Linked DNA regions of Homo sapiens: region 2 is linked to region 1. The links are chromatin loops, found by intact Hi-C in ENCODE. Cell type or tissue: heart right ventricle. All regions are shown on one strand. Each heading gives the region's core, and the rest is flanking DNA. Links, peaks and the distances in the headings are about the cores only.

Region 1 (16,513 bases), core at 3,338-11,337:
GTGGAATTTGTAGTTCAGGTTTTTTTGTTTTGTTTTTTTGAGACAGAGTCTCCCTCTGTCACCCAGGCTGGAGTGCAGTGGCTAGATCTCTGCTTACTGCAACCTCCGTCTTCCAGGTTCAAGCGATTCTCCTGCCTCAGCCCCCTGAGTAGCTGGGATTACAGGCACGCGCCACCATGCCCAGCTAATTTTTTTGTATTTTTAGTAGAGACGGGGTTTCAGCATATTGGTCAGGCTGGTCTCGAACTCCTGACCTCGTGATGTTCCACCCGCCTCAGCCTCCCAAAGTGCTGGGATTATAGGTGTGAGCCACCACGCCTGGCCAAGTTTTTTTTTTTTTAAGACAAGGTCTCACTCAGTCGCCCAGGATAGAGTGCAGTGGCATGATCTCAGCTCACTACAGTCTTGACCTCCCGGTCTCAAGCTATCCACCCACCCTCATCAGCCTCTCCAGTAGCTGGGACTACAGGCAAGCACCACCATGTTCTGCTAATTTTTGTATTTTTTTGTCAAGGTGGGGTTTCGCCATGTTGCCCAGGCTGGTCTCAAACTCCTGAGCTCAAGGGATCTGCCTGCTGTGGCTGCTCAAAGTGCTAGGATTACAGGCATGCACCACTGCACCCAGCCCTATAGTTCTTTTTTTAAATAAAAACACTTTTACTCTAAGAGTTGTATTTAAATCTTTCTTTCTATTCATTTTGCTTAACCATACAAAATGTTCATTCAATATAATCATATGTAGATGATCTATAAGGTCTCTTCTCACCCTCAAACTCCATGAGTATGAATTTTAGATATTATATGAATATTAAATAAATCTGTTTATATTAGTGTTCAGTTAGAATAAAATATAAAATTTTGCTATGTTTGGTAACACTAGGAACTGTGGAGAAAAAACTGGTGTAGTTTTGAAACTAATTCTCTTTTATTGCAAGCAGTATATTTGGTGGAATTTAAAATTACATAATTTTTTTTATTGAAACTTTTTTTATAGATGGGGTTTTATCACCCAGGCTGAAGTACAGTAGTGTGATCATAGTTCACTGCAGCCTCCAACTCCCGGGCTTAAGGGATCTTCCAACCTCTGACTCCTGAGTAGCTGAGACCACAGGCGCATACTACACCCAGCTAATGTTATTAATTTTTTGTAGAGATGGGTATTGCCATGTTGCCTGGGCTGGTCTCAAAGCAGGCTGACCTCAAGCAATCCTCTCACCTTGGCCTCCCAAAATGCTGGGATTAAAGCCATAAGCCTCCAAGCTCAGCCCTAAAACCGCTGGGCATAGTATGTATATATATGTGTATACACACACACACACACACACACACACACATATATATATATATATATATTTTTTTTTTGGGGACGGAGTCTCACTCTGTCACCCAGGCTGGAGTGCAGCAGCATGATCTTGGGTCACTGCAAGCCCCACCTCCCGGGTTCATGCCATTCTCTTGCCTCAGCCTCCTGAGTAGCTGGGACTACAGGCGCGTGCCACCACACCCAGCTAATTTTGTTTTTGTATTTGTAGTAGAGACGGAGTTTCACTGTGTTAGCCAGGATGGTCTCGATCTCCTGACCTCGTGATCCGCCCTCCTCGGCCTCCCAAAGTGCTAGGATTACAGGTGTGAGCCACCGCTTCCAGCCAAAAGTATATATATTTTAAGAGAAATGTATGCCACAGTAGTTATAGGAACAAACAAGTCTTGCAATTTGGTGTGATTTTTCAGCTTAGTTTGTGAAGTGTCAATAAAGAAACTATAGTTTCGGACTATCCTGAGGGTTGATTTTGGGCCCTATACAGACTATGCTGTTTTCCTTTTAAAAGTAGAAAGTCCTTACTGAAGGAAAGCTTGAAGGATGTTTACAGAGAAGAGGTGGACTTCTTTGTGCTGGATTGGGAGATGGGGAAGGGAGAATATGGGCTGAAAGTGGCATCTTGAGCCAGGGCTCCATTCTCATTGCAAATGGCCAAGGGTACTTCTGTCAGGAACAGTTTGCATCTCCTCAGGTGGTTTCTGAATGTTTTTAGTTAGAGATTCTGGAGAAGGGAAGTTAAATTGGCCTTAGAATCTTACATTTTGTTTGTTTTCAAGTACCTCTCTCTTCTTACCAAATATAAAAATTACATTAACAAGCTCGGCATGGTGGCTCATGCCTGTAATCCCAACGCTTTGAGAGGCCAAGGCCAGAGGATCACTTGAGCCCAGTAGTTTGAGACCATCCTGGGCAACATAGCAAGACCCAGTCTCTACAACAAAAATTTTTTTTTAATTAGTTGGGACTAATTTAAATTTTTTTTAAATAGTCCCAGCTACTCAGGAGGCTTAAGGCAGGAGGATTGCTTGAGCCCAGGAGTTTGAGAATGCAGTGAGCTATGATCTGCACCCCAGCCTGGGCAACAGAGCAAGATCCCATCTCAAAAATAAGAAGAAGAAAATTTGATTAACAGTATTCAATGGCTGGAATGATTAAATTGTAATCAGAACAGCAGAGCTACGTAAGCTTAAAAAGAAGATGGAAAAGGCATTTTTGTCATGATGATTGATCTCTAACCTTATATATTGCAAAGTAAATATGGTTTTCTTTTTAAAATTTTGTTTGTAGCACTGGACAAGACACTGTTTCCAATCCTACTTATATGAACCAGAACTCTAACCTACAGTCAGCTACTGGTACAACTGCTTACACACAGCAAATGGGGATGTCTGTGGATATGTCATCTTATCAGAACACTACTTCCAATTTGCCTCAACTGGCAGGCTTTCCGGTGACAGTTCCAGCTCATCCAGTTGCACAGCAGCACACAAATTACCATCAGCAGCCTCTCCTTTAGAAACAAATCAAGCATTTTCTTGAAAGCCTTCATAAGTGTATTATTCAGTCCTTGTGATACCAACCTGAAAATATTAAAACTTTTTTCCCTCTCAACTCAAAAGGACCATGAATAAATAAAGCACAAAAACCTCTCTTATTCTACAAGGCCATAAAAGGTTTTTTTTTTTTTTTTTTTTCAGTCCAGTTTGTTTGAAGTCAATCTTTTCATCAGAGGCAGCTTAAAGATGCTTTCAGTTAGTTTTGTCTTACTTTCAGATTTCTCTACATAAATCTAGATACTCATTAAGTAGCCTTATGACAAACAGTATGAGATACTTATGACAAACTCGCTCTGTCACCCAGGCTGGAGTGCAGTAGCATGATCGACAGAGTGAGTTTGTCAAAAGTATCTCATACTTATAAACAGTATGAGATAGGAGGATTAAAATATTATTTTAAAGAAACCACTGTTTCCCCCTAAAATGTCATAAGAGCACTGAAGAACTTGAAATATTTTTTTCAGAGTTTCTCACACACTTTAAAAGTCTAACTTTTTTGTGTGTAAGCATTTAGCTTGCCAGCATATTTCTTTTTGGCTCCTTAAATTGCGGTTGTGTTTGCAGTATTGTCACTTTTGCTCTCACTGTTATGTTGAATAATAATTAGCATATAATTGTCTACAGAAGCAAGAGCAATCTGGAAGGAACAAAAATGTTTTCTGTGATTAACAGTGAAGACCTTGTAAATGCAGATGTGTGATAAAGCATTTAGTCAGTCCCCCAAACAGTCATGCCAACTGTGAAGGAATGTCCCACAAAACATTTCCATTCCCTGAGGAAAAACATTTTCTTTCCTACATGTATCTCTGGTATTTAGAATTGTCACTAATAACCTTTTCAAGTGATTTTGGCTATTCTCTAATGAAGATATGGTCCATTTGTTTTTCTTCCTGCAATGTGGTGTGCAGAGATGCTGCATATCCTTTTTATGGGATTGCGTGTGAATTTGAACCATGAGACATTCCTAATAATTTGTTGTGAGATATACCAAGCATGGATGATAAGTGTGTTTTTAGTGGTGTGTTGTTTTTTTAAAGAGGTGATTCAAGTACCGTTGCTAAGCTGTCAACATACCAAGCTGTTGAAAAAATTGACCATTTCTTTCAGAAGTAATTCTCAGCCTGTGGAATAATAGCAGGTGAAGACTTCATAGAAGGCGACAGATTGATAGGGAGGCTATTGAAGCAGTTTTTCTGAAGCCTGCATTTTGAGTTAGTTTATAGTGCTAATAGATTCTATATAACTGTGAGAGTTTGGTAGTAAACCAGTAGGGATTGTTTTCTCTCCTAAAAATTTGCACACTACTTCATTGTCTACCAACTTTTTACATATTGGAAAATAGAAATTGCAAATACATACATGTATGGAAACATATTCAGATTGGGAAAAACAATGGACATTAGTTTTTAAAAAGTTACGTGGAAGCAAGATTTCTATATTTGTTTTTTTAAAGGAAGCAGTCATTCTTTCTACTAAATCCATTTCAAGCTAGTTCTCTGAAAATTTTGCCATTTATCTACAGAAATTTGATTATAAATATGTTCCTTTTTCAAAGAAACTTTATTCTAGAACAAAATAGTCTATATGGTACTTGATCTACATTTAAGTGGAAAAATTAGCAGTATTTGAAAGCTCAGTTTATGTCATTGTCTTAACTTCAGATACAAATAACTGAACAGAAAGTTTTAACCTTTAATATCTCATGTTCTGTTTTTTATTCAGTATTTTCCTTTATGTTAATTCAATTATATACTTCTGAATGGCACCTTACTTTTTGGAAACAAATCTTCTGTTATTTACAAAATAATAATTTTTAAAAAACATTTAAAAAAAATCCAAAGCTGCTCTCGATAATAGTCAACATTTGCATATATATGGAATTTCTTACTTTTTTTCTCCCAAACTCTATTTAATAAACTTATTTTAATGTTTGTGTATTTCATGTATAATTGTGATCTCAATTATAAAAGTTTAATTCAGCATGTCTTTGAGCCAATATAATTACTGCACACCCACTAAATTGGGATCAGCCATTATAAATAATGTAGTTTTAGAATAATAAAACATGACACATATATATATATATAAATATATAGTATATATTGGCACATCGGTGAAAGTTTATATGTGCAGAAGTTTTTTTCTTTCTCAAGTTAAAAATTATTTTTTGCCATATGTAATTTTGTGTTGCAGGCTGTCGAGAGATAAAAATGATTTTAAATCTGTGTACTGATGATTCTTTCGGTGTTAAGAAACACAGGGTTGTGTACTTCCCTTTTTATGGGCTTATGGATTCTATTTATATTAAGACCTGTTTATAATTGTTTTCTGCCAAAGGGAATTGTCTAACTTCAGATTTCTACATTGGGTTCATACTTACTGTTTTATATCAGAAATAAAAAAATAGCTTCTGCTTTTTCATATGAAATCTTGGTACATCAGAAAGAATTCCTGAAAATTTATAATAGAATGAATTTTATTAATGCAGAAAAATACCCCAGGGTGTTAAAATATATGAAGTGTGGGATATATTCTTATAGTTTGTAAAATGTAGTCAACCAATACTGTCTTCTAATTTGGTAATTTATTTATAAAATTACTTAAACATTAGGTAATTATATTTGTTAGGATTTGAAATTATTTGTAGTTAAATTGTCATGCTGTTTGAAATAATTGATACTTGTCTACGTAATACATTTTACTGTATGTTTTGAAGATGGTTATAATTTCACTTTCAAAATTTAAAAAATCAATTTTAAATGTTTTAAAAACATATAGCTTAGGGATTTTTTTTAAAAAGGTTTTCTTAGTAAAAACATAAATTTAAAAGCCCCTGAGTTCTAGGAGAGGGCTTATTGAATTGCTATAAGAAAGCTGGAGTTACTTTGATAAGTAATAAATTATAAATAGCACTGATCTATAATGCTTTATTTCTATCGGAAGGTACTTTTTCTTCTTTCATCATCAGTTTTAGCCAGTTAGTAAATGGGAATACTCAGTTTTAGGGATTTGATTTTTGTTTGGTTTAATTTTCTTTCAAAAATTAAAAGTATATTTCTAAAAGTTTTCCCCAGAGGCCAGATACAGTGGCTCATGCCTATAATCCCAGCACTTTGGGAGCCTGAGATAGGAGTATTGCTTGAGGCTAGGAGTTTGAGACCAACCTGGCAACATGGCAAGACCCTATCTCTACAAAAATTTTAAAACTTAGCCAGGTGTGGTAGTGCACCTGTAGTCCCAGCTAGTCAGTAGGCTGAGGTGGGAGTATTGCTTGAGGCTGCAGTGAGGTGTGATCACGCCACTGCACTCCGGCCTGACAGAATGAGATCCTGTCTCAAAAAGAAAATTCCCCAGAAGAAGAATTCTAATTTTATCAAGCTGAATTAAAGTTTGAGAGTCTTTTTTTTAAAATCTTACTGTGTCAAAAGAGGCATTATGTTGCTTGTGTGATATAGTGAATAGTGTCCCTCCAAATTTCATGTACACCTGGAATGTCACAATGTGACTTAACAGTAGCCACCCCTCACCCCCGCCCTTATCTGTGGTGGATACATTTGCAAGATCCCCAGTGGATGCCTGAAACCGCAGATAGTACTGAACCTTATATATACTGTTTGTTTTCCTATGCATACATATCCCTATGATAAAGTTTATGAATTTGGCACTTAACAGCAGAACTAATAAGATGAAAGAGTTGTAACAATATACTCTAATAAAAGTTATTTAAAATGTATGTATTGTTATCTGTAATTTTGCATTTAATATTTTTGGACCATGGTTTAATCTGGGTAACTGAAAACACAGAAAGTGAAATCATGGGCCGGGCGTGGTGGCTCACGCCTGTAATCCCAGTACTTTGGGAGGCCGAGGCAGGTGGATCACCTGAGGTCAGGAGTCTGAGACCAGCCTGGCCAACATAGTGAAACCCTGTCTCTACTAAAAATACAACATTAGCTGTGCGTAGTGGCGCATAACTGATCACAGCTACTTGGGAAGCTGAGGCAGGAGAATAGCTTGAACCTGGGAGGCGGAGGTTGCAGTGAGCCAAGATCATGCCATTGCACTCCAGCCTGGGCAACAAGAACGAAACTCCATCTCAAAAAAAAAAAAAAGTGGAATCATGGTTAAGGGCTGACTACTGTATTTGGAAATAGGGTCTTTGCAGATACAATTATTTAAGGATCTTGAGGCGAATTTATCCTGGATTTAGGGTGGGCCCTAAATCCAATGCCTACTGTCCTTATCAGAAGAGGAGAAGACACACATAGACGAAAAGAGGCCATGTGAAGATGGCAGTGAAAGTTGCAGTTATGCTGCCAGAGGGCAAGGACTACCTGGGATCACCAGAAGTTGGAAGAGGCAAAGGATTCCTCCATAGATCCTGCAGAGGGAGCATGGCCTTGCTAACATCTTGATTTCAGACTCCAGAAATGTGAGAGAACAAATTTCTGTTGTTTGTTACAGCAGTCCTGGGGAACTCAGACATGGGTAAGAGTGTACAGTGAAATCTGAGTACCAAGTACTCAAGACTTTGATAAGATTGCTTAAAATTGACGGAGGAATTCTGAGAAAGATGTCTGTAGTCCAGTGACAGTCTTTTTATCTTTGCTAAACTATAAGGATATTGCATGGATAGATGAAACTAAGACCTCTATTAATCCCATAATCCTATTTCTTGATTTTTAAATAGCACATCTACATTTCAATAATTGATTTCATTATGCCAGAGGTGTTTACAGTTAGCAAGATTATAACTGATTTGCATTTTTATCTACTCCTCTGCTCATCTTGAGCAGTAGTTATTGAATGACAGGAGAAATGTTCAAAGCCAAACAGAGATGAAGAAGAAACAAAAAAAACTGGAGGATATTCCCCCTCAAAAGCTACTCAAGAATGGAGGTTTGGTTTTGTTCTTAGCTTTATACCATTTAATATCCTAATAAAGGCTTTCCGGTTGGCTGGGCATGGTGGCTCACACTTCTAATCCCAGCACTTTGGGAGGCCGAGATGGGAGGATTGCTTGAGGTCTGGAGTTCGAGGTCTGCCTGGTCAACATAGCGAGACCCCATCTCTTTAAAAAAAAAAAAAAAAAGTTTTCCAGTACCCTTACACTAAATCAGTGACATACTGATTACATTTTGGTCTCAGGAGCTGACTACTTCTTTAAAAAAAATGAGGTGAAATTCACATAAAATTAACCATTTTAAAGTGAACAGGTCAGGGGCATTTTGCCATTAAAAGTAATGGCAAAAACTGCAATTACTTTTGCACCAACCTAATAATACATTCACAGTGTTGGGCAGGCACAACTGCCTTTTTTTTTTTTTTAATGTTTTTGCAGTTTTTTGTGTGGCTTTTATTTAGTGTTTTTGCAGTTCATTTTTATTGTAGCATATATCAATACTTCATTTCTTTTTATGACTGAATAATACGCCATTATATATATCACAATTTGTTTATTCATCTTTTGGTGAATACTTGTGCTATTTTTACTTTTTTTTTTTTTTTTTTTTTTTTGAGATGGAGTCTCACTCTCTCACCCAGGCTGGGGTGCAGTGGCATCATCTCAGCTCACTGCAACCTCTGCCTCCTGGATTCAAGTGATTCCCCTGCCTCAGCCTCCCGAAAAGCTGGGATTACAGGTGTGTGCCACCACGCCTGGCTAATTTTTGTATTTTTAGTAGAGATGGGGTTTCGCCATGTTGGCCAGGCTGGTCTGGAACTCCTGACTTCAGGTGATCTGCCTGCCTCAGCCTCCTGAAGTGCTAGGATTGCAGGCATAAGCCACCATACCTGGCCTATTTTTACTTTCTGTTGTGAATGCTGCTATGAACGTGTGTGTACGTGTATATGAATACCAGTTTCCAATTCTTTTAGATACATAAGAGTAGAAGTACTGGGTCATATGGTAATTATACATTTAACTTTTTGAGGAACTACCAAACTTTCCCACAGCGGAACCATTTTACATTTCCACCAGCAATGCACAAGGCTTCCAATTTCTCCACATCCTCACTGTCATTTGTTAATTTCCTTTTTTTTTTATTTTTATTATAGCCATGCTGCTGGGTGTGAAGTTGTTGATACCTCATTGTGGGTTTTTTTTTGCATTTTCCTAATGACCAGTGATGTTGAGCATCTTTTCATATGTTATTAGCCACTTAGATATCTTTTTTTTCTTTTTTTTGAGACAGTGTCTTGCTCTGTCGCCCAGGCTGGAGTGCAGTGGTGTGATCTCGGCTCACTGCAAATTCCATCTCCCAGGTTCACGCCATTCTCCTGCCTCAGCCTCCCGAGTAGCTGGGACTATAAACACCTGTCACCACGCCCGACTAATTTTTTTTTTTTTTTTTTTTTTTTTTTGTAGTTTTAGTAGAGACGGGGTTTCACTGTGTTAGCCAGGATGGTCTCGATCTACTGACCTTGTGATTCGCCCACCTCGGCCTCCCAAAGTGCTGGGATTACAGGCGTAAGCCACTGCGCCTGGTCTGATATCTTCTTTAGAGAAATGTCTAAGTCCTTTGCCCATTGCTTTTGTTGTGTTTTGAAGTGGAGTCTTGCTGTGTTGCCCAGCCTGGCCTCATCTCCTGGACTAAAGTGATCCTTCTGCCTCAGCCTCCCCAGGAGCTGCCTTTGCTCATTTTTTAATCAAGTTTTTTGTCTCTGTTGTTGAGTTGTTTTGATAATGTTCTTTGACACACCAAAGCTTGAAATTTTGGTTAGGTCTAATTTATTTCCTCTTTTTTTTTGTTCTTTTTTTTTTCTTTTTTTATTGCTCTTGCTTTTGGTGTGATATCTAAGAATCCATTGCCAAATCTAAGGCCATGAAAATTTCCTCCTTTGTTTTCTTCTAAGACTATTATGGTTTTAGCTCTTATAATTAGGTTGTGGATCCACTTGAGTTAATTTTTGTACATGGTATGAGGTATAGGGTCCAACTTCATTTTTTGCATATTGGTATCGAGTTGTCCCAGCACCATTTGTTGAAGAGACTATTCTTTTACCAGCTACTTTTTGACACTGCTATAACATACCCTAGTGGTGGTCAATTCTAGGACCTAGGTTCTCCAGCTGTGATGCATCAAACCCATAGCTGTATAATTTGCACTTCTAAGAGAGGACAGCTTCGTCCTAATCTGATTACTTCTATCATATACCTAAAGGGGAGACAATGCTATCTTGTTAGGACATAGCTTTCCATGATGTCTAGGAACAGATATGTTAGGTGTCAGTGTAGAGATAGTTCTTAACTGTCACATAGATTTTTTCTCCAAGCAACTTCAGACATGTACTGTATGGTGAAAAGTGCATTGTCTAAATAGAAAAAAGAGACTTAGACTTTGTGCCCTAGCCAAAAATAATCTTCATCATACTTCTGTCCTGGGAAACCGTCTCCAGAGATTTTCATCTACATGTTATTAGTCAGAACTGTATGAAAGGACACTTAGCTGCACATGCCTTTGGGAAGGTGAGAATTTTGCTGTCCGTCCTGTATATAGAGAGGGCAAAGGAGATGATGATTGGGGAAATGTAGAGTGAAACAATTGTTGATAGTAATCTGCCACAGGGACAGACCTGTTGAAATGTGTTTACACCATGGTGTTACTATTTTGTGTGACTGGTAAATAAATTTGAAGTTGCATTGGTTGTGGCAATTCCATGACCAAATAAACTCTTGTTAAGATTCTCTAATAAAAGCATACCATACCATAGTTTTTAGTCAGTGGAGGCTAGAAATAACGTATTTACATCTGACCTCATATAACCGGGACTTTTTGTTTTAAACACTTTCTTGGGAGACACAGAGAAAGCCCTGGAAGTGAAGAGGGAGATAAAAGCTTCAAACTGCCCCTGTCTCTCTATTTTGAAACAGATGGAAAAGTTAAAGTTTTATTAGCATTCATTAATTTATTCAATAACATAATTATTGTACACTGGGGATGCTAAGAATTTGCATTTCCGGCCAGGCGCGGTGGCTTATGCCTGTAATCCCAGCACTTTGGGAGGCCGAGGCGGGCGGATCACAAGGTCAGGAGATTGAGACCATCCTGGCTAACACAGTGAAACCCCGTCTCTACTAAAAATACAAAAAATTAGCCAGGCATGGGGGTGGGTGCCTGTAGTCCCAGCTACTCGGGAGGCTGAGGCAGGAGAATGGCGTGAACCCAGGAGGCGGAGCTTGCAGTGAGCCGAGATCGCGCCACTGCACTCCAGCCTGGGAGACAGAGCGAGACTCCGTCTCAATAAAAAAAAAAAAATTTGCATTTCCAAGCCAAAGTTATATTTGCGGTTTCACCATGCACTAACTAGTTGCATAACATCAGACATTACTCTTTGATTTTCAAACCACTTTCATATACATTACCTTTGAATTCTCATAGTTCCTGTAGGTAGAAAAGTAGGTGAAGAAGTTAAATAGCTTTCACATGGTCCCATGCGGCGACAAAGCGGGAATTACAACCGAGGCTCTATTTGATGCTAAGAATGTGTCCTCACTGTACTAATGTGACTGTTAACTAGAAATAATTTCTTTATTAAGGTTGTCAGAATCTTTCAGCTCCCTTTCCCACAACTCACTAAGATGGATGGAGCTGCAGAGGGCTCATATAGCTATAAAATGCCTTCAGATATGAGAATGCTAATGCAAGGAAGAGCATTAGAGTAGATGGATCTATTTAATGTGTACATTGTAGTACAGTTAGCTCTGTCACAGATGGCTGATGAGACCAAAGCTTGATGCAAACAGACTGACTCTTTCTGAGAATCCATGTGGTTCTGTCACACAGGATGGGTCCAACATCTGGCAAATGGGCAAAGGTTTCAGAGTACTGTTTTCTGAACAGAAGAGAGCTAAATTCAAGGAGTTGCTGTGAGGAAAAAGCAGGTGACTACTTGAGGCTAATTTGGTTGTGAGGACAGTAGTTCTAAGTTGAAGCCCACACACATAGCCTGGTTTCTCCAAGAACCAAGAACCAAGATTGCTGAGAAAACAATTCTAGCCTTCGCCAGGGTTCTGTTATATTCTGGATGATGGCTAAACTCTAGAATCACATGTTCGGGTCTTCATGAGCTTCCGTTGGCAGCTTTTCTAACCTCTTCTTCACTCTCACATACTCTCCAGACTCTAGCCACCAAACCCAAAATACCACAGGTGACAATTTGGCTTTTTTTGTGCCTGTTTGGCCCTGTTATTTTTTTTCTGCCTGGAATACTTTTGTCCACCTAATAAATTATCCTTTCAAGTGTCAGCCCAAATTTCACTGATCCCAAAACCGTGCTGTGATTCTGAAGTATCTTGTAATAGTGTTATAGTGGTTGCCCTGTGGCATTGGAATGTAGTTTGGCTCACTCAGCATGCATTTCCAACCATCCCCTTACTTAGATTTCACTGCAAGGAAGTCAGTATGCAAGATAATAGTACTTGCCTTCCCAGACTCTTGCAGCCAAGGGTGGCCACATAACATGGTTATGGCCAATGAGATTTAGCTCAGAGTTCCTGGGGAGGACTCCCTAGGATGAAAGAAAAAACTTTTAAAGAAAAGGCTCTTTCCACTTCTGGATTAGAAAGCAGGTGTAATCCCAGGAGATATAGCAACCATGTGACTATGAGAAAGAAAGTTATGATGGCTCAGAAACACTGAAGGTGTCTGGCTCCTTGATGACATCCTTGAGTGACTATTTCGTTCTAGATTGTCTTCCTCTGGACTTCTTCATATGTGACAAGGGAAGAAAAGCCCCTATCATCTGTTACCCTTATTGGTCTAAACTATGGTTGGTACAGTTTTGCTATTTGTATCTGAAAGCATTTCTACCCCCGCTAGGTCTAAAAAAGCCTTCAGACTTTTACTGGTTGTAGTTCCTGGGCCTAGCACAGATACATAAAACATTTGTGGAATAAAGAATGAAAATGGATTTAGCACCTCACGGTGCCTGCTATTTAGTAAATTTGAGTTTTCTTTGACCTTATCTTTGTGCTTATCATCATTCTATTTTAACATTGCTGAAATCAAGATTTGGCTGGGTGTGGTGGCTCACGCCTGTAACCCAGCACTTTGGGAGGCCGAGACAGGCAGATCACCTGAGGGCAGGAGTTCGAGACCAGCCTGGCCAACATGATGAAACCCCGTCTCTACTAAAAATACAAAAATTAGCTGGGCATGGTGGCGGGAGCCTGTAATCCTAGCTACTCAGGAGGCTGAGGCAGGAGAATCGCTTGAACCCAGGAGGCAGAGATTGCAGTGAGCCAAGATCATGCCACTGTACTCCAGCCTGGGCAACAAGAGCAAAACTTCATCTCAAAAAAAAAAAAAAAAAGAAAAGAAAAGAAAAATCAAGATTTATTTTACAGTGGATAAGCATGTTTTACAGGACTTCATTGTATTCTCTTAAAGCTATTTCACTGATACATCTGAAAATCCATGGTCTTTTAGAATCAAAGGAATATGACATTACTTTAACTATCAAGAAACAAAGTGGGGCCCGGGTGTGGTGGCTCATGCCTGAAATTCCAGCACTTTGGGAACTGAAGTGGGCGGATCACTTGAGGTCAGGAGTTCAAGACCAGCCTGGCCAACATGGCAAAACTGCATATCTACTAAAAACACAAAAATTAGCCGGGCATGGTGGCGCACGCCTGTAATCCCAGCTACTTGCAGGGAGGCTAAGACGTGAAAATCGCTTGAACCTGGGAGGCAGTGAGCCAAGATCATGCCACTGTCCTCCAGCCTGGGTGACAGAGTGAGACTCTGTCTCAACAAGAAAAGAAACAAAGGAGGTTAGGGTCCAGTCTGAGGGTCAGGAAACCCAATGGCTTTGCTTTGTTTTTTAAATATCTTAGGTGTTGTAGTGCACAACTATAATCCCAGCACTTTGAGAGGCCAAGGAAGATCTCTTGAGCCCAGGAGTTCAAGACCAGCCTGGGCAACATAGGGATATTAAAAAAAAAAAAAAAAAAAAAAAAAAGCCAGGTCTGGTGGCACAGCTATAGTCCCAGCTACTTGGGAGGATGAAGTGGGAGGATCACTTGAGCCTGAGAGGTTAAGGCTGCAGTGAACCATGATCATGCCACTGCACTCCAGCCTGGACAAGACTCTGTCTCAAAAAAATAAAAATAAATATTGTGTCTCTAGTTCTCATCAAATAATGCTCCTTTCTGCATTCTGAGTCCAGAGATTGCAGCAGAGGAAGAAGCACAGTGAACATTTCTTTCTGACATGTGACAGAAAACTATATCATGGCAAAATAGGACAAGAATTTTAATATTTGGAACCCACATATTTCAGTACCTTAATTTGAACCTTTAGAGGAATACTTCCTTTAAACTTTATAGAAAACTGCATAATTTATGACAACCACCCAAAATGGCAGAATGAAGATGAAAGATAGAGGTGATTATATTTTATAGTTGTCTGTTTTAAGCAAGTTATCCTTCGGGTGGAAGATTGTATTGTTGTTTGCAGTTTTTTACTCTCCCATTTTTCTGTAAGAGGACTGTTTGTATTTGCCCATGCACTTGACTTCTGGAGTATTATGTCCTCATTCAGTGATTTTGGAATTGGTTGTATGTCTATGTCATACATTGGCCAAAGGGATATGAGCAGATGCAACAGATGCCTACATCTAAGCAGAAGCTTAAGAGGCATCATGAACTTCCTGTAGCTCTCTAGCTTCTTGTCTCTTCAGAGCCAGTATGTTCCAGATTGTGGCTGCTTCTTCAACCTGGGAAATGGAAGACAAGGGGAACAGAGCTGCAGTGTGGACCAGAGCAACAGGCTATATGGTGGTGTAATCCACTGAGATTTTAGAGTTGTTACCATAGCAAAGATGGCAAATATGCCTGGTAAAATAAATGTAGGTTTTAAAATGTAAATTAAATTTAAATTAGCTAGTAGGTAGCATCTTAATATAGTTCACCACTTAAAAGATGTGTATGATTCATCTTCACAGTGACTATACTTACAACTTAGATTTTGGATTTTATTTCCATTACCAATCTGAATCATTTGTACCTTTCAAAGTTGTATGGCTGGTTGTGGTGGCTCACATCTCCAGCCTTTGGGAGGCTGAGGCAGGAGGATCACTTGAGGCCAGGAGTTTGAGACCAGCTTGGGCAACACAGTGAGACCTATCTCTACAAAAAATTTAAAAATTATCTAGGTGTGGTGGTGCACATATGTAGTCCCAGCTACTTAGAAGGCTGAGGTGGGAAGATGGTTTGAGTCCAGGAGATTGAGGCTTCAGCGAGCCGTGATTGCACCACTGCACTCTTGCATGGGCGACAGAGTGGGACTCTGTCTAAACAATAACAACAACAACAAATTGTACCAAGAGAATAGCATTTTCACTTTTTTGTTGTTGTTGTTCGTTTTATGTTTGTGTTTTTGTTTTTGTTTTTTTTAAAGACCAGGTCTCACTCTGTCACCCAGGCTGGAGTGCAGTGGCACAACCATAGCTCATTGCAGACTTGAACACCTGGGTTCAAGAGATCCTCCCACCTCAGCCTCTTGAGTAGCTGGGACTACAGGCACACACCACCATGCCAAGGATTCACTGGGTTTTATAGCATGTAAATTTTTTAGGGTTAGGAAAGTAAACATTTTAAATCCAATTCTTGAAAACTTAACCTTTAATATCCTGAAAGTACATGGCTTATGTGCCTTTTGAACAGATTTTCAGTTTGGACCAGAACACAGGGGAAGGGGGAGAGGTAATTCTGGAGAAATTCTTTAGAACAAGAGAAAATAGAACCTGTAAGATGAAAACTCTGAAACTTTATGCCATGGTTAGTTGGACATAAATGTAAGAGGTTAATTACACAAATCTATAATATGTAACTAAGCACATGTGCCACTATTGTGATTTTTGTATGCTCCTAGATTAAAAATACAACACACTAGATATGCATGGACCCTAGACAAAATGTGTTTTAACTTAATTTTTTTTTTTTTTTTTTTTTTTTTGAGACAGAGTTTCCCTCTGTTGCCCAGGCTGGAGTGCAGTGGTGCCATCTTGGCTCACTGCAACCTCTGCCTCCTGGGTTCAAGCGATTCTCCTGCCTCAGCCTCTTGAGTAGCTGGGATTACAGGCACACACCACCACGCCCGGCTAATTTTTTGTATTTTTGGTAGAAACGGGGTTTCGCCATGTTGGCCAGGCTGGCCTCGAATTCCCGCCCTCAGGTGATCCGCCTGCCTTGGCCTCCCAAACTGCTGGGATTACAGGCGTGAGCCACCACATCCGGACGATTTAATTTTTAATTAAGAAACACATTGTCATCTTATATTCCTGAGCTCTGTGAGTTCTGCAAATCATTTTTTTTTTTAAACGGCTCTTTGGACAAGACTTTGACTTTAGGAAGCACTTAACGAAAGTATTTATTAAGTGACAATAAAGTTTATGAAGAGAGAATCTGTAGCTGACAAAGTGATTCAGCCGTATTGAATGTTTTAGGAAAGAAGCAGAGTCTAATAGCAGCCACTTGCTCTTGAACAGTTCGTTCTCTTGAGCTCAGCTTCTTAATTTGCTAAATGTGGCGTTTCTTCTAAACAGTTACTAAATTCTCTTCCAGCTCTAAAATTTTAGAATTTTTAAAAATAAATTTTTATTTTGGAATAGTTTTAGATTTATTCACAAACAA
Region 2 (16,513 bases), core at 2,844-10,843, 80 kb after region 1:
AAGAAAGTAAAGGAATAAAAGAGTGTCTGCTCCATAGGCGAGCAGTGGCACGGGCTGCTCAGCTGCTTATACTTATTGTTACTTCTTGATTACATGCTGAACAAGGGGTGGATTATTCATGAGTTTTCTGGGAAAGGAGTGGGCAATTCCCTTGAACTGAAGGTTCCTCCTTTTTTTAGACCATACAGGGTAACTTCCTGACGTTGCCATGGCATCTGTAAACTGTTGTGGTGCTGGTGGGTGTGTCTTTTAGCACGCTAATGCATTGTAATTAGCATATAATGAGCTGTGAGACCGAGCAGAGGTCACGCTCCTCTCCATCTTGGTTTTGGTGGGTTTTAGCCGGCTTCGTTACTGCATGCTGTTTTATCAGCAAGGTCTTTGTGACCTGTATCTTGTGCCGACCTCCTGTCTTACCCTGTAACTAAGAATGCCTTAATCTCCTGGGAATGCAGCCCAGTAGGTCTCGGCCTTATTTTACGCAGCTCCTATTCAAGATGGAGTTGCTCTGGTTCAAACGCGTCTGAAAACATCTCTAAAAAAATAAAATAAATAAAATTAACAACACTTTCAGCCAGAAGGGGGAACATAAGATATAAAGTGCCATTTTTCTTTTTTTGATCTTTTTTTAAAATGATTATCTGCTATCAGCAGATGGCCACACAATATGAGCAGTAAATAATGTAGTACATTTAGCCGGTGATTTGGGTCAATGGTACTGCTAGTCTAGCTGTTTTGACTTCAACCTGACTTCCAAGAGTAGCTTGCCAGGTCTGTAGGACTCACTCAGGGATCCTCAGAGGCCCGAAAGGTCCAGACCTTTGTTAAGCAGGAGCCTGAAGAAGTAGAGGCTCCAAGAAATATGGTCCAACCCCCTGGCAAGCTACGACATATAAGAACCAGACCTGGGGAGGGAGCAGACGGATGAAAGGAAATGGAATTGGAAAGCGTTCCTAGGGTTATGCGGGAAGAGGAGCAAGATGCTGTTTGAGGCCTTGCTGGTGACCCTAGATTAGTTAGTAGGGGAACCTAAAAAATGGCATTATGGCTTTCTCTCCATGCTTAGTAGCAATTAGTTTGGAAGCTTCTGGGACTTAGTCCCTTACAGAGTCATTTACCTGGCCCTAGGCACTGGGGAGATAGAGTATTGTTTCCCAGCATGGCCCATTCTGGCTCTGCATTTAGGGTGAGGTTTGGCTAGAAGTGTGGCAGACTGAACAGATCACATAGTTTGCTCTTTCTTTCACTCCTTCAACTATTTATTGAACACCTCCTATGTGCTGGGCATTATTCCAAGTGCTGGGAATGATGGCGTGAGCAGGACAGAGGCTCTGCCCTGTTTGGGTTTGTGTTCTGGTGGAAGTAACAGGGGAATTAGTGCTCACGCAGGGTCTTCTGACTTCTATGTGGATGTTACTTGCAATAGTGCTAGACAGAACACTATCTTTTAATCACTTGCAAGATATCTCCCTTTTTGATGGTTTTGGAAGAAGAAAGAGAAGTCATACCCAAAGCCGTTTTTTTAATTCAGTTTTCCTTAGAAAATCAGAGGACTTCTGAAGATGTCTCCGACAATATAATCTCCATGTCTTTTGGTGATGGACTGATTTGTCCAGATGCTTCTTTCTTCCTGCAGTTTCTGTGCCCCAGTCTCCTATCAAAACTCAGAACTTTCATGGTAATGATTTTAGTAAACTCTCATAACCAGCAATAATATCCCTTCAGCCCCTGGCCTGGCCAACTGCCTACCTTCATGTTTCTTCCCACTGTCATATTATGATTTTAACTGGATTTAATAACTCGTGGCAAATTTAAACAGAAATTTATAGCCCCCATTACAGATTGCCCTTTACCTTCTTCCAGAAATGTTTCCCATAAGTACTGAGCTTATGCAACTAAAACATGATGATGACTTCTAAATTCATAGTTTATTAAACAGATTCTTGAGCTTAAGAACACAGATCTCTCTATACACAAAGGATTCTGCAGTGAAAAGTTCCAAAGGGGAATAAAGTAATACTTTGGGATTAGCAAATGAGAGAGAGAAAAATCATTTGTCTTTCTTAGTGTCTCACAATCATTATACTGAGTGCCAAAAGTTTGTGGGGAGAAACAGGAGGAAGAGCTTTATCCGAGGTTGAAATCCTAATGGCCTAATGGTGTTTCTCCCATGGAGTGTGGGGAGTCTGCTCCCAAAGGGCCCAAAAGGCTGAGGTCAGGCGATGCAGTCGTGGCTGTTTTGCCATGGTCTTTGAGGGCTTTGCCAAGATGACCAACATGGGGATTTGATCAAAATGCAATTTTGTTTATGTGGACATTTTCTCACTAGGAAATTGTCTTGAAAATACCAATTTGTTTCACAGAAAATATCAGCCAGGGGTTAATCACCATCATTTGGCACCGGCAGCATATGCATTTAGATGTGAACAAAGGACTACATTGTTAGATGAGTTGTAAAGGTTTTGCTAATCTTGAAAACTTCTTTTTAAATTTAATTAGCTGGCTGGAAACGGTGGCTCACGCCTGTAATCCTAGCACTTTGGGAGGCCGAGGCGAGTGTATCACCTGAGGTCAGGAGTTCAAACCAGCCTGGTCAACATGGTGAAACCTCGTCTCTACTAAAAATACAAAAATTAGCTGGGCATGGTGGTGTGCGCCTGTAATTCCAGTTACTCAGGAAGCTGAGGCAGTAGAATCACTTGAACCCAGGGGGCGGAGGTTGCAGTGAGCCGAGAATGTGCCACTGCACTCCAGCCTGGGTGACAGAGCAAGACTGTGTCTCAAAAAAATAAATGAATAAATAAAATAAAATAATACAAATAGATAAATAAAATTAATTAGCTGAAGAAAGTATCAGTGAAATGTGAGGGCATGAATAGACATGGCATTATATGCTTTGGTTCAATTATTATCTGAGCCAGATTTAATGATAGATATTTATAAATTTAAAGATTCTAGATGTCATTGAATTCTTTATAAAATGTAGGAGTTAAATACTGTGAGATAGGAGAATCATGAGCCTTCAGATTCAGCAGATGTATAAAATTCTACTTTTTAACTAGTATATGGGTTAGACCTCTTGGTATTTTTGATACTTAAAAAAACTCCCAGCTAATTTATTCAGAATAGCCCATAAATGAGACATTCCCATTTAGCCGCAATGAAAACTGGGGGCCATCACTTATCAGCCAGTACAATTTTTGTAGAAATAGAAGGTGGAATTAAAATTCTTATTCTTTTTGGATATAAAGTATACTCATTGCCTTAAGACCATTAAGTGACTTTAATCTTTGTCAACAAATTATGTCTTCGGTGTACACAAGAATCATATTGCCATAAACTTCTTCTTTTTTTCTGCATTCTCTATTTTAAATTCTTTTGAAAAATAGATGTTATTTTCCATATGGTCTGCTTCAGTGCTTACTTCATGCCTTCGACTATGTTTCTGAGGACTTACGTAGTTTTCCCTGAGCTTCGCTCTACTTTTCCAGGGTTGGAAGGAATACCTGCATTTCTGTGATCAGTGCTTGGTCCCACCCTACTCCCTTGCCTTGCCTGCCTGCCATGCACAGAGTGATCACTCATGTTTTATCAGATGTTTTCATTAAGACATAGAGCATATAACAAGGCTCTTATCCTCATAGAACAAATAATGTAGTTGGAAATGTAAGATAAAACCTATATGAAAACAAGAATATTCTAGGGCTCCATATGCTGCTTGGCAAGTGAACAGAGTAGGAGAAGTGTAGGCTTCCTCCAAAAGACTGGTCAGGGGAAGGTTTGGGTTCAGCATTGAGGGAATAGTAAGATTCTTTTTTTTTTTTTTGAGACAGAGTCTTGCTCTGTCGCCCAGGCTGGAGTGCAGTGTCGAGATCTCAGCTCACTGCAACCTCCGCCTCCCGGGTTCAAGCAGTTCTCTGCCTCAGCCTCCCGAGTAGCTAGGATTACAGGCACCCACCACCACACCTGGCTAATTTTTGTATTTTTAGTAGAGATGGGGTTTCACCATCTTGGCCAGTCTGGTCTTGAACTCCTGACCTCGTGATCCATCGGCCTCGGCCTCCCAGAGTGCTGGGATTACAGGTGTGAGCCACCGCGCTCGGCCCAATAATAAGATTCTTAAGTAGAGACCTCAGAAAACTATGTTTCTTGCTTTTTTTTAAATACAAGGAAATGTTTGCTTATACAGCTAAACCATTTTCTTTAAATGCTGTTTAATTATCCCTATATTAACTAAGCAAGCAATGACCTCAGTTCTGAATTACTGTATTATCTTTCCTCTATATCCGTCCAGAGCTCTAGCCAATGGGCCAGCAGGGAACATGAGGAAGTGTCACACCCTCTTGGGGTGGGGACATACAGGGCTGGGAAGAGAGGGGGAGATTTCCTGTCCAGAGTGTCCTGGGCTGGGAGGTGGAAGGCCTGAGGGAACTGTCCCTCTCCACCACTAACGTGTCCTAGCACCAGTCAGGGCCTCTGTCCCCATCTGTGTGGCCACAGCTGGTCACCCTCCTCCCAATCTCACATGCCATGAGTCTTTGAAAATGGCTGAGTTTGCAGCCTGTCCTGCTTTTATTGCCATGTCTTTTGTGGAAAGAGGAAAAGGAAGTCTCAGCCTCTGCTGTTAATGAGCTGTTATACGAGCCAGCAGGCTGCAGCAGAGTAGTGGGCCTTTCCTCTTCTGTGCCTCCAGCTGCTCACGCACACCTATCCTCTTCCATCTCCCAGCCAGACTCGGTGCTGAGGTAGAAGCCTGTGTCCCAGGTGCTCATCATCTCTGCTGAACACATTCATTATCTGCAATCAAGCTGCATTCCAGCTTCTTGCCAAACCCTTGTCTGTCAGTAGAAGCTGCATTGGGGATATACAGTCTGAATTTGGCTCATTAGGCCAAAGGCAAGCAGCAGAACTTGGAAAAGGCCGGGGAGGGCTGTTGCGTGGTTCTCAGCAACTTGTGCACACTCTGGTGTGAGAGTTACCAAACCCCAGAATTACAAGCTCACCAACCCCTTACTTTACAAGACTTTTTGTTCTGCATTCCCATTGCAGGCCAGCATCCTTGATGCTTTGAAGAATTTAGGAACTTTGCCATTGGCAGGATTTATGAAAGCTACCCCCACCTCCTGCCTCCAAATACAGCATGGTAGATCCCAGTAGGTTCCTGACATGCATTTCTTTGGGGGCCCTCTGATCCTCCCCAGTTTTCCTGGCCAGATGAATGCTGAAGATTCCCTGGGCCCTGCGTTTTGTCACGGCCTCCTTGGGGGTGGTTCCCTTCTGCATCCAGCTGTTGCAGCCTGGCTCTGTGTTCACTGCAGGCTGGGGCCCGGCCAGCTCCCTGCTGTAGCAGTTGGTGAGCAGCTCCAAGGATGAGGGGGGAGCAGCAGTGCTGCAGGCCTGCTGAGGTCTTGGCTCACGGTGGCTCCCCTGGCTGACTTTTGACCAAATGGGAGAAGAAAAATCTTCCCTCCTCCCTTTAGGTCTCAGAGGGAGGCCATGTCTCCCTAGAGCATTTCTTTCTCTCCCTCCCATCCTTAGGAAAAGAAGAGTGTCATCCTAAATGCTGTGCCTTCACCTGAGAGGGGATATGTGCTTTTGGTCTAAGCAAGAAGAATGAGAAAAATTTAGGCTCACTGGGAGTCAGAAGGTCACATTATTCAGTTGTTCATGGAATACTTCAAAATGTGTGAGCATTTATTTCTTGCCTCTCTTTTGGCTTTGAAATACCTTAAAACAAGTCAGATACGTAAGCATTTGCAGAAGCAGGGTGTAAGTAGATTTAAGAACGGCACGATTCCTCTGTAATGTCCACAGACATATTTCTTTAGCAAAGATTGACATTTGGGCCAAAGCAGGATTTATTTATTCTTGCAATCACTCAGTTTGTAAATTGACGGGATATAGATTGCCACAGAAGCACTTCCCTGATTCATATTCAAAGGAGAGTCTTGTTATATTATTAGGTATAGCAAGTGTGTTATTGTTAATATCCACCTTTGAGTACTTGTTCAAAGGAGATAAGCAGGATATTATATTATTTCTAACCAAACCAAGCTTCTCAGACATCACTCATTGAGAAGGTAACAAAACAGAAGCCCAGGGAAGAATACCCTACATAAGTGCTTGGGAACCTATGCCCCCGCAAGAATCAACTGGCCTGAGCCGCAAGTGTGGAAATGGTCTACATGCGCCATCTTGTGGCTAAGGCCATCAAGAACGTTTGGAGATAGAAACACCCAAATAAGAGTTCTGCTCAGGTTCACTGCCTTTTTGAAGCTGAAGTTCATGATAGCTGCTTTCTAGCATCTAGTGCACTTCCTGGGATTCTCAATTAATATTTGTCAGGTGAAACTCTTCGAAGGAATCTCATGTCATGGCAGAGTATACTTGTTCTATGTTACACTAGAAGGCATAGCCAAGACTGACATGTCCTCCAGCCATGGTCCAAGGCCGTTGTGTCCAAAATAAGACAGAATACTCTAAACATGGTCTGAGTAGCCTAAAGTAACCCAGAAATATTACTTCCAAGACTCTGGAAAGTCTGCTTCTAGAGGTCGACATCCTCACTGAAATCTGCCTTTCACCACACTTAACACTTTAAAAAAAATTAATGTGGTAAAAAACATGTAACATAAAATTTACTGGCCAGGCACAGTGGTTCATGCCTATAATTCCAGCACTTTGGAAGTCTAGGAGAGCAGATCACCTAAGGTCAGGAGTTCGAGACCAGCCTGGCCAACATGGTGAAATCCTGTCTCTACTTAAAGTACAAAAATTAGCCAGGCATGGTGGCGCGCGCCTGTAATCCCAGCTACTTGGGAGGCGGAGGCAAGAGCATTGCTTGAACCTGGAAAGCAGAGGTTGCAGTGAGCCAAGATTCTGCCACTGCCCTCCTGCCTGGGAGACAGAGCAAGACTCTCAAAACAAAACAAAACATAAAATTTAGCATTTTAACCATTTTTAAGTGTACAGTACAGCAGTGTTAACTATATGCAGTCCATTATGCAACAGATCCCTAGAACTTTTTCATCTTGCAAAACTGAAATTCTATATCCATTGAACAACAACTACCTGTTACCACCTCCTCCCGGTGCTTGGCAACCACATTATATTTTCTACTTCTAAGAGTTTTACTGCTTTGGATACCCCATATAAGTGGAATCATGCAGTATCTTTTTTGTGACTGGCTTATTTCACTTAACGTCTTCAAGTTTCATCCACGTTACATATGGCAGGATTTCCTCCTTTTTTAAGGCTGAATAATATTGTCTGCATACGCCACATTTTGTTTATCCATTCATGCATAGATGGACATTTAGGTTGCTTCCACATCTTGGCTATTGTGAATAATGCTGCGGTGAACACAGTGTGCACATTTAACAGTTTTATTCTCAATGATATGATGGAGTTTAAAAATCTTATGGAGAATTTAATTTATTCTTGAAGTTTTAAACTCAAATGCTTGAGGGGTAAAAGCTTGAGAAGTGTCTGTTGGTTAATCTGAGCTATTCTTGCGGTTTGTCTAACAAGGACAATCTTAATCCATATCAGGTGCATCTTAATACATACATACATATATATATATATATAGAGAGAGAGAGAGAGAGAGAGGGAGAGGGAGGGAGAGAGAGAGAGAGAAAGAGAGAGAGAGAGGGAGAGAGAGAGAGAGAGAAAGAGAGAGAGAGACGGAGTTTCGCTCTGTTGCCCAGGCTGGAGTGCAATGGCACGATCTCAGCTCACCGCAACCTCCGCCTCCCGGGTTCAAGCGATTCTCCTGCCTCAGTCTCCTGAGTAGTTGGGATTACAGGCATGTGCCACCATGTCTGGCTAATTTTGTATTTTTAGTAGAGATGGGGTTTCTCCATGTTGGCCAAGTTGGTCTTGAACTCCCGACCTCAGGTGTACTGCCTGCCTTGGCCTCCCAAAGTGCTGGGATTACAGGCATGAGCCACTGCTCCCGGCCTGCGAATATATTTTTTAAAGTTGCCTTGAATCATTTTTGGAGCAAGACAGTGAATAAATATACAAAAGAAAATCATCCGTTTAAGAAAGTGCTTGCTTTCTGTGAAGCATCTGGCTATTGCTTGTAACATGGTGGAGTTGATGTCAGACATTATGTCTCTCACTGAACGTCACTTTCCTTCTCCTGCCCGGAGGTTTGGGATTTTGAAGGGCATTGGATTATAAAGTGCACTTGCCAATTTGTGATTAGGTCTGGAAATGGGGAATTTGTTCATTTAACAGCAGGTGCCACTTGATCAACCACTGCCAATACTTTTGCCGCGGACTTCCCAGGACTCCAGCTGCACTCACGATTCCTTTGGTCAACTGTTCTGCCTCAAGCCTGCTGTAGATGCCACTGAGAATAGAAAGTTGAAACCAGTTGATCCCAGTGAAGCAGCACCACACAGTACTTATTAGAGACTAAGAAGCCAGGGAACACTTTTCCTCATAATTTTTTTTCCTTACCCCAGGGGTTAGTGTGTTTAAAAGAGCACTGTGGGGGTGCTGTTGTAGAAAGCAGCAACTCTGTATCGGATGCCATCCCCTGGTGTTTTAAAGGCAGGATTACAAACATCTAGAGAGGAAAACAAAAAACAAAAACAAAACCCACATTCTCTAATTCATATACAGATCGTTAAGTGAGAATGGAATTTATGCGATGCTTTTCATGATGGGGGATTTTCTGCAAGGGAAGCCGCTTGCCCATTTTGTGGTAACGGCTTGAAATAAAGGAGAGGCCGGAGCAGGCAGCAAGGTTAGCTTGCTCTTGCAGGATAAGCGTTGTCCTTGCTCTCAGTTCCCCTGCTGTGTGGCCTGGTCCCTTCCTTGTTATCACCCTTCACCAGAGCCCTGTGTGAGGGCCCTAATGGAGACTTCAAGAGCTTTTAGTTCACTAGGTACTGCCACCTGCATCCACTCTCTGCTTTTCCTTCCCCTGCAGGTCTCATGTGTCCAGCATAGAAGTATTTTTAAGACCTACTTTGCAAGACGTGACTTCTGTTGGGATTTTAATTTGAAATGAAATTTAAATGTACCAACCCTGGGCATTCCGATCATTTAATAGACCTGTTGGGAGACAAGTAATGAGGAGAAAGCCACTCCGAGTCCATCTTGCTCTTAAGCCTGACAGGTTTTATTTGGAAGTGCTGCCTGTTAGTGAGGGAGAAATGCTCATTTCTTTTTTTTCCTGTGTAAGGAACTGTTGAACTTAATTTTCCCCCCCAGGTGTTAGGAGACAGGAATTAAAAATAGTATGTGACCCAGACACACCAAGCAATACAAAGTTCTTGCTTCTATTATGTTGCTAACTACCTGCATCTTGTTAATAAGGAAGGGAAATGTCTGTTACCTACAAACTGAAGGAGTGAATGATTTGATTGAGGGAAATCTGAAATACCACGAGAATTAGAGAAGTCCTCACAAAAGGGCAAAAGCTTACATTTTTCATTTTTCTCTTTATTTCATGTGACTTTGGCCTTAAAGTCCTCCTTCCCACTTTCTCACACCCCCACTAGCTGAATGTTGTGTCAGATTATTTAGAACTTTCTAAATAGGGGAGAAAATTTTTTTTCCCCAAGTTTGGCTCCTACGTCCTTTGAGACTATACCGTCTGTGCAGGAGAATTTATAAAAAGATGGGAGGTTTGGGTGCCGGTTTCCTTTTTGGAAATGGTATTTACCCAGATCACAGTGAATCTGCCTCTCGCCTTAAATGGCAGAGGATGATAGGGTAGGATCTTCACGTGCTAGAAAGGCAGCTGGAAGCCATGTGGAGACCTCAGGAGACCTGAACTACAAGGGTATCTAAGCAACTGTGGCTGCTGGAGTTGAAGGAGGGAGTCTGAAGTTGCTCTTCTAGGATGCTGGTCGCATCCCCTCAGTCCCCTCCCTGTTGTTTTCAGTCACTTCAGAGAGGTGGTGGCAGCCCGTCTACACCACCAAGCGGGGATTTAATGGAAGCATTTCATTTGCTTCAGCAAGTCAAAAGCTGCCCTTTTGTAAAAACGTGTAAGCATGCCTCTTCATCCTCATTCCCCCACCCCGCTTCTCCTCATTCATTATTTAACCAGCCGCCTGGGTCTTCTTTCTGCTCTCAAGCATGCCAGTCCCTTCCCCACCTGGGGACCTTGGCCCTGTCTGTTCCTCTTGTTTGGCATGCTGTTCTCCAGGGCCTTGCCTGGCTGCCACTGCCTCACTTAGGCCTGAAGCAGAACCTCTGCAGGGGAACCTGTCTACACCAAACTAGTTCATTTTTCTACCTTTTTATTTATTTATTTTTTTTTTAAGAGACAGGGTCTTGCTCTATTGCCCGGGCTGGAGTGCAGTGGCATAATCATAGCTCACTGCAGCCTTGAACTCCAGGGCTTAATCAATTCTCTTGCCTCAGTCTCCTGAGTAGCCAGGACTATAGGCGTATGCCAACATACCCAGCTAATTTTTTTGTTTTTGTAGAGATGGGGGGTCTCACTATATTGCCCTGGGTGGTCTTGAAGTAATCTTCCTGCCTCAACCTCCCAAAGTGCTGAGATTATAGGCATGAGCCACCACACCCTGCCTAAAAAATCTTTTTAAGATGGAAACATATAAAGTATATTGAGACTTTCTTTGGAGAGAGAAAATGCATTAAGCAAAAAAGCATTTAGATTTTTTTGAATTCCCTATTATTAAAAATAAAGTTGTATTAAAATGTCTCGGTAATATATGGTTAAACCATAGTCTCTATTTGTGTTTTTTAAGGAATTTGTAATTAATTGTGGCTTTCTTAAAATCATGACCGACTGAGTTAGATGTGCCACCATCAATAGTTGATAGCTAAAATTAGTAGCAAGTTAACAATTTACTTGTTCATTTCCATGGGCTGCTAAGTAGATTTTGGTCCAATGTATTTTAGGGGAAAAAATGTTACACTGAGAGTCAGGAGACATGGCTGTTGCCCCTTCCTGGCTGTGTGGCCTGGGTCAGTCCCTTCCCTTCTCAGGCCAATTTCTTATCCGTGGAGCAAAGATAATGGACGGGGGGAAGGGGATTCCTTCCAGCTCTCCACAGTCTCTGGTTCTATATTTTGAAGCCATCTGTGGGGCAGTTTTAACAGAAGGTCTGAAAAAATCAGACTTGGTCATGTGCCTCCTATTCCTTTTTTCTCTCTCTCTATTTGCCACATCCTTTCCCCACACTATAGAAGGATCCAGACACTCGAATCATCAAGGCTCTGTTGCTCTCCGCTCTTGCCTGAATATGAAATGAGGGAGTTTGCTGTCCCCTGATGGAGCCTTCGTTCAAGCAAGCCACGGGCTGTGAGGCTTTCACCCTTGGCTTGGCAAGACTGTCAGCACGGTGCTTCCCTTTTAGAGAGCCTAATGCCAACAGAAAGGGCAGTTTTCTAGTAATGGAGGAAAATATCAGTTTTCAAAAATATGGATAATTTTTAAAACCTCCTCTTTTTCCTGTTGCCTAGTTCTCTACCATTAACTCCAGGTCTCTCTTCAGGGTCTAGCAGAGACCCTGCTGACTGTCCTCTCACTCCTTAGAGGCCATCAGGACTCTGAAATCCGAGGATTAATGGCGGCCGGGAGGGGCTGATGGGCAGGGGAGAAAGCCTAGGATTAAGGATGAGGAGACCTGAGCTCCATCTGTGGATCCTCCTCTGCCTGGTCCCAGGCCTTTGAGCAAGCCCCTGGCTGTGTCTGACCTGCCTTCCTCCCTCAGGTTGTGCTGCAGAGGGGCCACAGTACAGATAACACAGCACCCGTCAACAGTGGGATATTAGGAGGAGAAGAAGTCTCCGCTCACCTGCGTGTGCTCTCTCATCCTCAGAGTCCCATGTTTCCAGTTTCTGGAAGGTCCTCCTACCAGCCTGAACTACATGCATTGTATAACACGTAACTGCAATTTAAATCTTGATTTACCCTCAGAGTCTTATTCGGTCATTAAGTCATCATCATAATATCTTGTACCTGTTACTTGTTCAGATTTAATAATTTGTGAAGTGTCCTTTGTGGGGTGACCAACAGTCCTGGGGACTGAGGGGTTTCCCAGGATGTACAATATTAGGTGCTAAAACTGAAAGAGTTCTGGGCACATCAGGATGATGGTCATTCTTCTCTTGGTTCCTCTTTTTCTTTCTGGAAGGAAGTTTCTCTGTAAATTGTTATTTCTTCATCTGTAAAATATCTTGCTAGTCCCGTGGCAATACCGCCTGTCTACCCCAAGTACCCTTTCTCCTGGACTGCTTGTATCCACTTCCCTGTTACTGCTGTGTTTTCTGCCCAGGGCTGAGGCTGTGCAGTGAATGAATCATCTTTCCCCAACCTTGCTTGACATCAGTATCAATTTTAGAAGGTGAGAGTGCCACATTTTCTTAATCCAGTCTATCATTGATGGACATTTGGGTTGGTTCCAACTGGATTAAGAAAATGTGGCACATATACACCATGGAATACTATGCAGCCATAAAAAAGGATGAGTTCACGTCCTTTGTAGGGACATGGAGGCAGCTGGAAACCATCATTCTCAGCAAACTATTGCAGGGACAGAAAACCAAACACTGCATGTTCTCACTCATAGGTGGGAATTGAACAATGAGAACACTTGGACACAGGAAGGGGAACATCACACACTGGGGCCTGTCAAGTGGGGAGGGATAGCATTAGGAGATATACCTAATGTAAATGACAAGTTAATGGGTGCAGCACACCAACATGGCACATGTATACATATGTAACAAACCTGCACGTTGTGCACATGTACCCTAGAACTTAAAGTATAAGAAAAATAAATAAATACATAAAATTCTTTTCAATAACAATGGAAACAAAATTTTCTAAAATTATGAGATCATATCTGTAAAAATTAATGATGATCTTGTGTAAAATTTCATCTATACATAGTGAATTATACTATTAATATTGATGAAAAAATGTAAACATAAATCTAGTGTCTTATAAGCATGAAAAATGTCCAAGTATTTTCAATGTTGTGTTTCTTTTGTCTTAACAAACATGTCCTACAGTGTTATTTGACTATGTGTGAATTTTATTTTTTCAAGACTGTGTTAATATAATCCTCAAACTATTTTAGAAGCAACTAAATAGTGAATAAAGTGAAGAGTAGAAATGTAATCAGAAAAAAAAAAGAAGGTAAGAGTGCTCACAATTGCCTCAAAAAGAAAATGAGGCTTCTTGAATTTGCACTTCAGCATTCTCTACTCAGTGCACCTGTTTGTGTAATTTGCTCTTTTCTTGTTATCATGATGCATGACTGTATTAGTCAGCTCAGGATGCCACAACAAAATACTGTAGACCAGGTGGCTTAAACAACAGGAATTTATTTCTCACAGTTCTAGAGGCTGGGAAGTCCGAGATCAAGGTGTTGGTAGATTTGGTGTCTGCCAAAGGCCAACGTTCTGGTTCATGGATGGTGCCTTCTTCTCACTGTGTCCTCAAATGGTAGAAGGGGCAAGGGGTCAATCCAGGGCTTCTTTCATTAAGGCACTAATCACTTTCATGAGGCTCTGCCCTCATGCCCTAAGCACCTCCTAAAGGCCCCACCTCCTAATACCATCACCGTGGGGGTTAGGATTTCAGTCTGTGAATTTTGAGGGGACACAAACATTCAGACCATAGCAGACCCTCTTCCTAATCTGCAGGTGGTTGTCTTCCTGCTGTGTCTTCATGTGGCAGAGAGAGCAAACTCTGGGCTCTTTCTTTTCTTTTCTTTTCTTTTCTTTTCTTTTTTTTTTTTTTTTTTGAGATCGAGTCTCGCTCTGTTGCCCAGGCTAGAGTGCAGTGGCGTGGTCTTGGCTCACTGCAACCTCTGCCTCCTGGGTTCAAGCAATTCTCCTGCCTCAACCTCCTGAGTAGCTGGGATTACAGGTGCACAACACCACACCTGGCTAATTTTTTGTATTTTTAGTAGAGACGGGGCTTCACCATGTTGGCCAGGCTGGTCTCGAACTCCTGACCTCGTGATCCGCCCACCTCAGCCTCCCAAAGTGCTGGGATTACAGGCGTGAGCCACCACGCCTAGCCCTGGGCTCTTTCTTTTCTTATAAGAACCCTAATCTCATCATGGGATTAGTGTCCTTATAAGACCCTCATGACCTCATCTAAATCTAATTACCTCCCAAATACATTCAAATACCATCATATTGGAGGTTAGGTCTTTAACATATGAATTTGTCAGGGGACACAGTTCAGTCCATAACATGCCTTTGTTTCCATGTCACCAACACACTCTATCTTCTTGGCCTTAATCCATTTCTTCTGGATGGAATGTCTTCCCAAGCTACTTGGATTTTTCTTCTTCAAAGCTACTCAGAAGTGCCATCCTTTATGAAGCTTTCTTGGACAAATACTTTCTTTAGTTTTCCATCCCTAGCACTTGTACACAACAAAAATAGCTGGAGCATTTGTATATATTTATCATGTTTTGGCTAATACCCACTTGTGTGAGCTCCTTGTTGCTTATTAGATTTTAAACACTGTATGCAAGGATCTGCTCCTCCTTTCCTTGTGACTCTCCCAAATCTCACTGCAAGCTGTTCACCACGTGGTTATAAATGAAATGTTTTTGACCAACAGATTGCTCATTTGGTCTCAGCCTTGGTCAGATTCCAAGGAAAACAAATTAAAATAATACTCCCTTCTTCTTTCGCAGAAAGACAAATTTAAATGATATGGTTATATATAATCATTGTGATAACATGATTACATGATTATATCATTATCTAGAAATCATATAGGTTAAGTATTGAAAGGTGCAGTTATGGAGAGATTTGTCCACAGGCTACAGTAGAACTAGTTAGGCTTGTGCTGTTACACACGAAGGTATCAGTGGGTGTCGGGAGAATTCATGTTGACTCATTCGGGGCACATGTAAATCTGGGCCCTGATGAAGTACTTGTTCATGTTCCACTTCCATATTTTAGGTAATTTAAATTTTGTAGTGCAGCTTTTCCCAGTTGTGTCCTTTGCTGGTCTGGAGATGGCAGTAATCATGAACAAATCCACAACCCTTTGGTTCAGTATCCATCATCTGAATTCCTGGGGTTCCCAGTCCTAAATTGTTGCTTTGAGTTTAGAGGGGATTGTAGGTCATGCCCTCTTTGCTCTTCCCTCATCCCCTCATTTGATTAGGTTTCTGCTCAGGCGATCCTTGTCTTGTGATTGCCCTTGTAGAAGGGAGCAGGTGTCAACCTCTGACCTAAAATTTAGTTGTGATATTGAGGCTGAGGGTGCCACCTGTGCACTAAGAAGGTATAAAAAGATCTGTTACTCACAAATCGAAGCTCTCTGAGGAGAGCTGGGCAGGCTCTCAGGCAGGTTAGAAAATGGCTTGAGAGCCTCAAGGGCAACTGGCTTTGGCTTTTTTTTTTTTTTTTTTTTTTTTGAGACGGAGTCTCACTCTGTCGCCCGGGCTGGAGTGCAGTGGCAACAATCTCGACTCACTGCAACCTCCGCCTCCCGGGTTCAAGCGATTCTCCTGCCTCAGCCTCCTGAGTAGCTGGAATTATAGGCGTGCGCCACCAAGCCCAGGTAATTTTTGTATTTTTAGTAGAGACTGGGTTTCACCGTGTGGGTCAGGCTGGTCTCGATCTCCTGACCTCGTGATCCGCCCGCCTCGGCTTTGGCTTTTATGGTGGTCAGTGGTTTGGGCTGGGGCCAAAGCTTGTGTGGTTTGAGCTTCCCACTGGAGCCAAAGAGGTAGCACATGGCTTTCCTGTCACTTCCCTTGGTGTGAGTCAGGAGGGGAGGTGGCAGGGGAGGAGCTTGAAAACTCAGGGAGGCTTTCCTGACCATAACTTGTGAATACCTGATTTTATATTTAAAATCTATCTAATTACAGTTTCTTCTGCTAGATTGTAAGCTCTTTGATTTGTTCAGCATCCAATTTCCACAGCTGAGAACTGCCCCAGGCAGTCAGAGGCTCTCAGTAGATATTTGCTGAAACAATACAAAGGAGATGAAGGAGTGGCCAGAAAAATGGGAGGAGGTGCCTGAAAGCCAACAGAAGAAATGATTCTAAGAAAGGAGGAATGTGGCTGGGAGCCCTGGCTCACGCCTGTAATCTCAACACTTTGGGAGGCTGAGGTGGGCGGACCACCTGAGGCCAGGAGTTTGAGACCAGCCTGGCCAACGTGGACCCTGTCTCTACTAAAAATACGAAAATTAGCCGGGCATGGTGGCATGTGCCTGTAATCCCAGCTACTGAGGAGGCTGGGGTAGAAGAATCGCTTGAACCCAGGAGGTGGAGGTTGCAGTGAGCTGAGATTACACCACTGCACTCCAGCCTGGGTGACAGAGTGAAACTCCGTATCAAAAAAAAAAAAGAAAGATAATTGTGTCAAATGCTGTCAATGGGTCAAGTTAGATGAGCCCAAGATTCCCCAATGGACTTAACAATATGGATACCATTGGTGACCTCAGTAAGACCAGTTTTGGTCTGGAGTAGTGAGCAGAAAAGCCTTATTGGAATGGGTTCAAGAGAGAATGGAAAGATTGAAGTTAGAGTCA

Evidence for each region. Hi-C counts contacts between places; a loop is a spot of excess contacts. Peaks named below come from ENCODE experiments on the same cell type or tissue, not always from the same donor. Only the 100,000 strongest peaks of a DNase experiment are listed, where the experiment ranks them.
Region 2: a loop joins it to region 1, with 3 times the contacts of the local background. A loop is called at or near these places in 17 of 110 quality-filtered maps.

What each region holds. Positions count from the first base shown.
Region 1 is chr2:152,106,898-152,123,410 of GRCh38, reverse strand. It overlaps STAM2 (signal transducing adaptor molecule 2), which reads left to right. Exons shown (of 14, transcript NM_005843.6): 14 at 2,609-6,610. The coding sequence ends at 2,837. Among named protein-coding and RNA genes, the nearest start is that of CACNB4, 16 kb to the right of the region's middle. In heart right ventricle, for the core only: a CTCF peak has its summit at 7,258; no DNase peak of the experiment used is centred there.
Region 2 is chr2:152,026,729-152,043,241 of GRCh38, reverse strand. All of the region lies in intron 2 of CACNB4 (calcium voltage-gated channel auxiliary subunit beta 4), which reads left to right. Among named protein-coding and RNA genes, the nearest start is that of CACNB4, 64 kb to the left of the region's middle. RefSeq lists an enhancer at 8,337-8,912. In heart right ventricle, for the core only: a CTCF peak has its summit at 6,200 (motif pointing left); DNase peaks (open chromatin) are centred at 4,411, 5,311 and 6,181; H3K27ac peaks cover 2,169 bases.